Linked DNA regions of Mus musculus: region 2 is linked to region 1. The links are chromatin contacts, found by Hi-C or POLR2A ChIA-PET in ENCODE. All regions are on one chromosome and are shown on one strand. The core of a region is the stretch at or near the end of the contact, and the rest is flanking DNA. Distances in the headings are between cores, read along the strand shown.

Region 1 (4,471 bases), core at 538-3,037:
CCTCAGATTCACCACCTCTGACGCACAGAGACTTGCCTCAGGGGTTTTGGGCAGCTGTGTTGTAAGTAAATAGGAGGCAAGGTGTGCTAGGAGAGCAATCCTGTGACCTGAGACCCTGAAGCGTGACTCCAGCACAGTCTCTGAGAATGAGGCTGGAATTTTCCATCCTGCGGTGCTCACCAAATGTCTCTAACCCTCTCTGAGCTGATTTTGTTTCCTTGTCCACCGTTCAAGCTCTTGGACCCTCTTCTCCTTTACTCCACAATTGTGTTTCCAAAGCTTGCTCCTGACTGCTGGTGCTGCTGGTCGACTCCTCGGCTACCTTTCAGCTCTTGTCTCTGTTTTTCTCATTTTTACGGAAGCTTCACCCACAGAGAATATAGGTTGAATTTAGAGAGGGGTGTGTGTGTGTGTCTGTCTGTCTGTCTGTCTGTCTGTGAGTACCTATGTGGGGTGGTATGTTAGAAGAAAGGTTGCTTGATACATAACAACAGCAGACATGCTGTTTTCTTTAAAAAAAAAAGAATTCTTTAAAGAAAGTCGAAGTAATGTTCTCTAATAGTCAGCTAAAGCCAAGGTTACCTTTAAAATGTTTGTTTTGTTTTGTTTTGTTTTGTTTTCTTAATCTCCTCTTACTACACAGTAGAACAGCAGTGGCCAGTTAAAAAGCATCCTGAAATTTATATTTTCAGGGTCCTGGTGGGCAGAAGGTGTTGGCATGGAGCCTAGGGCTTTACTCTGATTTTAACAGGTTTCGAGACACCAGAGCCTCCAGAGAAGTACTTTGTGGAGGCAAAGCAGGCCAGGTCCACAGCTAATCAACCTTGGATTCTGCCCTTTGAAAAACTTTGAAAGTGAATCTATTATACATGGCTAGGACTCCCTAGCAGAGATTAGTTGGACTGTGAAATATAAATATTTCATTGGTACTCTTTTGGAACTGTGCTAATGTAGTAGAGAAATTGCCAATTCTTAAACAAATCTTCCAAAACTATAGATATGGAAATAGTCACTTCATTCCACCAGACAGATAGAATTCCAACCTAATCTTCCATGTTTTCCTCATCCACTATAAGACTAAGGAGGGACCTACAGGGGGAACGTCCTAGAGATGTAGTTCACCATCAATTTACTTATGACTTGAACCAAAGCCACTGTGCTCAGCACTGCCTGTGGGCATCAAATTATTCAAGTAATGGGAGCAGCTAAGCCCACAAAGATACCTTAGTCCTGTGCCTGTTACAGCTTCCTGTGGGTATTTCCAGCTTTGGCTAAGTCACTTAAAGTGTTCACTGTATGAATAATATATTTTTGATTTGTCCTGCTGCCAAAAATATAGATATCCATGTTAAGGTAACTTTCTACATGACATACATAATCATAACCAATCATAACCAACACCAGGCTAACATTAAGCATCCTTGAACTCCTTAATAATAGGCAAGGCTCTGGGTAAATGTGCATAGTTTGGGTATCATTGGTGTGCCACGATTTCTCTATCATTGGATTTACCCTTCTGTTCCTCATTCCTTTCTGAATTTAAAGAGTTTCCTCATTCCATTCCAGAGGCTGTTGTCTCCTGCACTTTCCATATGACATCTACTCTGCATTTTTTAACGCTTGTTTGGGGTAAATTGAATTTTTCTAATGCAGCCTCGGGTTAAAGGTCTGCTGAAGTCATACATTTCAGTCTAAATTCCAAGGTTTTTCATAATCCTGCGCACACGTTCTGAAACTTTATCTCCCCCTTAAGCAACCCATGCCCCTCCTCCCTAAGGTTTCCTCATGATCTCATGGCCCAGGCATTTGGCTCCTGAGCTCTGGCCAGACCATTCCAGATAAAGGTGATTTGGAGAGGGGTAAGTGAAGATCTCTGCGAGGAGGGAGAGGCACTTGCACGTCAGCCCTCACTAGACTATCCAAGAGGGGTTTCGGTGTTTCCTTTCCCTTTAATTTCTTCTAGTTAGAGATCAAACAGACTCAACAGAGTGATAGAATCTAGCCACAGACACGTAAGATAAAAATAAGAGTGATACAGTGTACTTTAATTATTTTACAACTTTCCAGCATCTATAGTTCATGGTCAACTCTGCTTTAACTGACATTTCCTGTTATTGCTTTTCTGTAAGGAGTACTGTATTAGATTTCGGGTTTGAAGATAAAATATTCATCTTTTACCTAAACAAACATCATGACATAAAATTACCAGCTTGTTAGCCAAAAAGCTTTCTAAAAGATTGGATAGTATAGTGAAAATAAGCAGGATTTACAGAGGAGATAGCCGTCCAACTTGTATTTCTGTCTCTCTTTAAAAATATGTTCGCTGTAGGTGAGAACAGATGTTAACTGAACAACAAATACAAAAATCTAAATACTAAAATGTAAGTATCCACATAATAGGGTATATAAGTACACAAAACAGGTGGCCATTTTAGATATTGTTCTTATGTGGAATATTTAAATAATAGTTATTACCTGGCATCCAGAATCACCAGATACATTTATAATCATATGATCATACAATGTGAGACAGAATGAAGTGTATTTAAAGATTCTTTTCTCAGTTAACTAAAATAACCATGAAGTCTCAGATTTTTTGGGTTTTTGGTTTGTTTGGGTTTTTTTTTGGGGGGGGGCTGGTTTTGGTTTTTTGGACAGTGACCAGTAAGTAGAACAGAAACTATATGTATTATGTGACTCTTAGGAAGGAGTCAATAGCAAACAACATGTCCAGTTCTAGATTCTCACCTCACCAGTAAAGTTGCCTGAAGGAAGTCATGGAATTTTTCTTGGCCTCTGACTTTTCTGGCATCTCACAGGTACGTAGTCTGAGTCTGTGTCCATGCTGTTCTTAGGAGTGTCCATGAGATAAGAAGTCTGAGCAAATCTTGAATAGAAGACAATAATAAGGCACTCTATAGTCACTCCTCAAATCTTTGTGTCCTACTTAGAAAAATAACATCTAAATTGAAACAGTGAATCAAAACTTCCCCTCCTAGAGATATACAGGAATAGAAAGGCTTTTCTACATCTGTTATTCCTCATGGGAACAGCAAAGGATTACAGATCAATGATAGTTCTTGCCATCTATTAAGACTCTCCATTGTGACACAATCTCTATTCCCATTACAACGGAGGCTTTGTGACCAGGACACCTTTCTTTTCATCTAGTCTGTTTGAAGATCACAAGGCTGGAGGTTGAGCTTAATCCGGGGCCCATTTGGCCAACTATCTAATCAGAGTAGCTGATAGCTCACTAAATCACTTTTCAAGGAAGAGAAAAGAATTGTTGAACTTCTCAGAAACTAATTCTGTTTAGAATAAGAATATGCGACAATCCTTTTTAAACAAAGACTCACACAAAGAAACAGAATTATGACCCAGAGAAACACCCCATAAGCATCCACTAAGAAAAGAAGTCCAGATCATCAGACCTTAAGGTGATCGCTGTTGCAAGAGGCTGTTCCTCTTACTTGAAACCTGTTTGTTTCATTTCTTTGTGCTGATGGATCTTTAACAGTAGAAACATTAAGAGTCTTTTAATTTATGTCAAACACTATATTTAATAGACCGAATGTAGACATCAAGAAGCAAAGTTCAACTCAGAAGAGAGAAATGAGTAAGAAATTGAAAAATAATAATAATAACAATAATAATAATGTCATAACAAAAGCATGGGCTCTCCTGGAAGGGATTCACATAACATTTGAGGAGGCAAACAGATAGGGAGGGAAGAGAAGAGAGGAAGGGAGGGAACAAGAAGGAGTAGGAAAGATAGCACGGTGGTTTCAGAGAAAATACTGTTACTATATTTTTAATATTACTTTATTTACTTGTTTATCCATTTACTTATTATTTTTGATGCAAGAAGAGATGCCTAAAGTTTATGTTATGTAAGCATTTCATATCTCTGCCCAGTCTGATTGGCATCCTGGAATCAAATAGGGCAGCCTTGAAAGCAGATGACCAGATGACAAGTACAGATTCGTCAGGAACAAATGTCCTCTTTAGGTGCTTCCAGTGGAATTTATGATATATGCAAAATTTTTTGTACAGCACAAAAGTTGCTAAAAACATCAAAAAAAAAAAAAGTCACAGCTGTCTGTCTTCCAGAAAATCATGGGGTACTATCATGCCTTAGAAGAATATACTCATAATTTATTTGCACATAACTGTAACTTATTGGTCATATTTCTAAATATAGCACTGATTTATGAGCTGCCTTAGGAAATATTTACATGTTTTACTCTATCCCTTCAGAAAGGAAGTATATTTGCAAAAATCATGATGTTGACATCCCTATATCACAGTATCTAAATGGATTGTTGGGGAATGCCCCAAAAATAGTTTATGAAAAAAAAAATCTTCATTTGTCTTGCTTTATGTTGGAAAACATTTGCTTAGCAAATCCTCCACAGTGGATATATGCTGAAGGGACTTGTTATGGTATTTCATGAGAAATGAGTCCTGG
Region 2 (4,471 bases), core at 168-2,667, 35 kb after region 1:
ATACAATAGGCACGTGAGATAACTTTTCCCATCTTCGCCCCCATACATAGGCCTACAAACCTGACAAGCCTATGGTTCTGGCACATGCTTCTCTTCTAGACTTCGTAAATTAAACAGAAAAACTCCCCTCAGCTTATTTTACGTACTTGACAACTTTTAAAAGGATACTATTCATTAAAAATTATATTCGAAGTTGTTATAATTGGATTTTTATTCAAAAATTTTAGTCGCTCGTTTTTTTTTTTTTTTTTTTTAGATATCATGGTGTGCTTTGGTAGATAATTTGTATGAAAAAAATTGTCATCTTCAACCTAATTTGAATTGTTTACACATCCATGGGAAAGCCTGTTAACCTTGGTGAGACATCTCCGAGACTGCCTTCTACGAGATAAACAGATTTAAACCCCATTAGCAGCAAAATCTGCATCTTCTTTGAATTAAAACTGTGCAACAAGAAAAAGGGGAGTTTTAAGCTGTGAATGTCCAGGTCTCCAAGTACAGTGTGGCCATGGCGCCAGGTCACGGATGCGATCTTAAAAGCTGCATTTTCAACTTTTGAGTGGGTAAAATTCATTCCTGAGAACTGAGTGTTTTTGACACACTGGTCAGGTAGGGGGCTTTTGAGATGCTCTACCGTTTCCCCCTCTCTGCCTGCGTAAGAAGTGGGGGTATTTTGGTCTCAGGCTCCTGTCATCCTCCGTCCTAGACAGAAACTACCACACAGTGACTCTGGAGTACCAAGTCCCCCTGCTGTTCGGTCTTATTGTCCCATCGCCACAGGGAAACCTGCGGGCACGTTTGCGCCCACCCCGGGGCACCTCTGCATCTCTGAGTATGGAGGGGACTCCGAACAAAGAGAGAAATCAAGGGACCAAGGAGAATGGAGGGTCAGGGAAGGATCCGGGAACACGGGAACCCAGCGGGAGGAAATGAGGGGGATCGGGAATATGTCTGCTATCTTTGGTCTTTTTGGGGGGTGCCGGTCCGTGTGACCGGATCAGAAGGTGCAACCGGGCAGCCGGGCGGCGGGGACAGGTGCCCGGTTGCCCGGCTAGGCTCCCCCAGCTCCGGCCGCTCCGGCCGCACTTCTGCAACGTTGGGCTGTACACCTCCCAGCGCCGACTCCTTCGGTGCGCCGTAGCCCTCGCCTTATATACCCTGCTAAAAATAGCCTGTGAGACGTCTTTCCAATCAGCGCAGGCCGAGTTCGAATTGCACCAATAAGGAGGCCTTTAATGAAGAGGCTCGGTCACGCCAGGCGGGGCCGCTGTGTGTCCGCACCGGCGATTGGTGCGAGCTGACATCATCGTCGCGCAGCCCCGGGTACAGGAGCGGCAGGATTGGGTACCGTGGGGGGCGGAGCTCCAAGCTGGTCACGTGGGGGGAGAAGGGGGGAGCCAAGCGGGGGAGGAGGGGGGAGGCTGGCAGCGGAGCTTTGAATAGGGAAGTTTTGCAGGGGTTACGCTTGCAGTCAGTCCGCTGTTTGCAAATATTGCGTGGGCTCGGCGCGCTGCGGGCTGCGGGAGGGTCCGGACCCGGCGTCCGATTGCAGCGCCATCCAGTTTGCATGAAACTTTCACCTGCGCTCCCGGGAACAGTTTCTGCTCGGACTCCTGATCGTTCACCTCCCTGTTTTCCCGACAGCGAGGACTGTCTTTTCCAACCCGACATGGATGTGCTCCCAATGTGTAGCATCTTCCAGGAACTACAGATTGTGCACGAAACGGGCTACTTCTCGGCTCTGCCGTCCCTGGAGGAATATTGGCAACAGGTAAATACGGATTTTTTTTTTTTTTTCACCTGCCCGGTACGCCGAGGAGGGAGTCGCGCGGAGGAGCAGGCAAGATGGTGTGTGCTTGGAAGTGCATCTTTTTAATGATGATTAGCATTTGCCTAATTAAAAATATAAAGTAATGATCTTAAGATGTCCTTCTGCTGCCTGGAATGATGAAGGCACTGTAGAGCGAGCCTTCGGGAGCGAGGAGTAGAGTTGTCATTTGTGTGAAGGCGAGCTCTCCTTCCCACTACGTTTTTATTTCTTCATTTTTTTTTCGTGTTTTGCTAATTCCGAGCTTACGAGCAGCATACACCTGGGGGGGGGGACCCCAAATTATTCTGACCGATCCAGACCTGAGCCCTTGGCACAAGTTTGGGGTTTGTACCAGCTCCAAACTCCACAGCTGGACCCTGTCATACGAACGAGCTTGCCTTGACTACCAAAAGATTTGATTTAAGGATTTTGGTTTTGTTTTGATATTTGTATGTCCCAAATTTAAAAGTCTTAACATTTTGCTTGCGGAACGCAGTAGTTCTTTTTGAATTCAAGGCCATTTGCAGTTTCTTTTCCGTCTGGATAATTTCTTATCATTCACGTATGCCTGCCTTGTTTTTCTTACCTGCTTTTCTTGTTGACTGCGCGGCGGGTGTGTGTGTGTGGGGGTGCTGTTTGCACACAAGTGACTTGTCAGTCATATGACAATGAGTCCATTCCTAGTTGCTTCGGGTCTTACTTTGGGCAAGAAAAATCTCTAATTCCGGCATTTTAGTGGAACTAGAATTTGGGGCAACCGGAATAAAAGAAACACCCCCTACCCCTTCTAAGTCATAGGATTCTGTGAGTGGCAAAAATATTCTCAAACACTTTCACCATTGTCTTTAAAAACGATGATTCTGTGGCCGTCTCTCTACCCTTCTGGGTATTTTTTTTCCTCCAAGTGAATTAGCAGATCAAATAAATTCCGTCGGTTTCACAACCTCCCAGGCTTTAAAACCCAGGAAAAGCGAAGTGTTGGCTGAAACCTCCCCATGCCGGCTTAATTGTTCACAATCCTCTCTGCCTTTCTCTCCCCCTCTCCATTTTTCCTCCTCAAAGAAGCTGCTCCCTGGGACGTGATTGAAATTGATCTTAGTAGTTTCCTTTAGGCATTTGGGATTTGGGCAACTAGCCAGACTTGGCTCCTGGTCCCCTTCAGAGCCTTTTAAACTCCCAGAGAGCTTCGATCAGGTCCCCACTGCTCATCAGCATACTGGCGATTTTAAATTAGCCAGTTGATTAAAGTTTAACAAGATCTTCATAAATGTCTTCGCCATTTCTTTGGAACATCAATAATAGGTATCGCCGCTTCGATTCCTAATACTGTACACACTGTAACAGACATCGAATTTTGGGGGGAAATGGAAAACAGGCACCCCCTCTTCCTTAGCTTGCTTGTGCTTGCTGTGTGAGGCCGGGACTTAGGATGTGTATACTGTGATAGAAGGCACATTGTTTAGTAAGCTTTAGCCCTTTTGCTGGTAGCCTGTGCTCAAGATGGTCTGTACCCTGATAACATTTTTTTGTTGCAGTTTAGTGCCGAAATTTCTGTCTGTAGAATAGAATACACAGAGGCACAGACGGCCTTATATGGGCATGCAGGCAAAGCTAGTGAAAAATCAGGGCCTACATAATTGAATCCTAAAATCTTTCCTACCGTTTTTCTTTTCCAGTGGCTAGAAAGTTTGAGATGGTGGGGAGAGGGGATTGCTGATCTCTGCAGTGTGTAGCTCCTTGAAAGGTTGGTGGCAGGGCTGGGAAGGGGCACCCTGTTATGGCACACTGCATGTATATTTGAGCCGGGTCCTTATTTGGCTGCAGGTCAGAATTTCAAAAGGAAGTCTCCTTTGGCATTGCGTGAAAGAAAAAGGAGTGATGACTCATACTGTTGTACCCTTGGCCAGGAGATAAAGTCCTTGTTCATTGTGGGACTCCCAGAAGGGCCAGGGAGTAATTTCCCCTTTCCATCCTTTACAATAGCAGATAGCTACTCTGGAAGAATTCACTTCTGTTGTCAAGGTTTCTTGTTTCCCTGTGGCCAGTGCAAAGAAATCATTAAAGTTTGGTGGTATCCATAGTCCTGGACTTGGGAAATGACATTTAAAAATATGCATGTGTATATGTGTGTGTGTGTGTGTGTGTGTGCGCATATATATATATATATATATACATATATATATATATATATATATATATATATATGCATATGTATATGTATATCTCTTAGGTCCCAGCTACACAGAAAATGAGAGGTTTCTTTTCAAATGTATCGATGCCCATGAAGTGAATACAGACAGCTATCTGCTGCCTGTTCTCTGACTACAGCCAGCCCTATATTGTCAGCTGTGCCCCCCAAGTGGGTCTTCAGACCACACTGCACGCTGTGCAATATTTCTGTCCTGTTGGGTGAATACTCTTGGATGGCTAGGGCTCTCTCATTGATGCTCATAGTTCTAGAGACTGTCAGAGGATCTGGTTAAACCTGTTAGGTTGGTGGGAGGGGGAGTGATGTGTGTAAGGCTGGTTTTCTTTGTGTGGCTTACCAGGATCGTCATTAGAAATGTCAACACTTGTAACTATAACAACAAAACAGGCTTAGTGATCATCACTCACTGTGACCATTGGTCCAACACTGGAGAAACCAAGAGAGGTCTCACC

Evidence for each region. A loop is a pair of places that touch in the nucleus more often than their neighbours do. ChIA-PET counts read pairs that join two places held with the same protein, here RNA polymerase II (POLR2A).
Region 2: a loop to region 1 is called in a map of heart, with 4 times the contacts of the local background. The contact joins the promoter of Klf6 here to the enhancer-like site in region 1. A Hi-C loop is called at or near these places in 1 of 37 maps with a recorded cell type or tissue (heart). POLR2A ChIA-PET finds 5 or more read pairs at or near these places in 4 of 5 experiments (Patski and embryonic stem cell).

Annotation. Positions count from the first base shown.
Region 1 is chr13:5,824,569-5,829,039 of GRCm38, forward strand. No RefSeq gene overlaps it. Among named protein-coding and RNA genes, the nearest start is that of Gm35464, 3.3 kb to the right of the region's middle. Within about 2 kb of position 1,788, at least 1 of the 3 ENCODE cell types and tissues checked has a DNase peak (open chromatin) inside an H3K27ac peak, as active enhancers do; it is heart, where a contact is called at or near this core.
Region 2 is chr13:5,860,072-5,864,542 of GRCm38, forward strand. Klf6 (Kruppel-like factor 6) reads left to right here and starts at 1,418. Exons shown (of 4, transcript NM_011803.2): 1 at 1,418-1,771. The coding sequence starts at 1,568.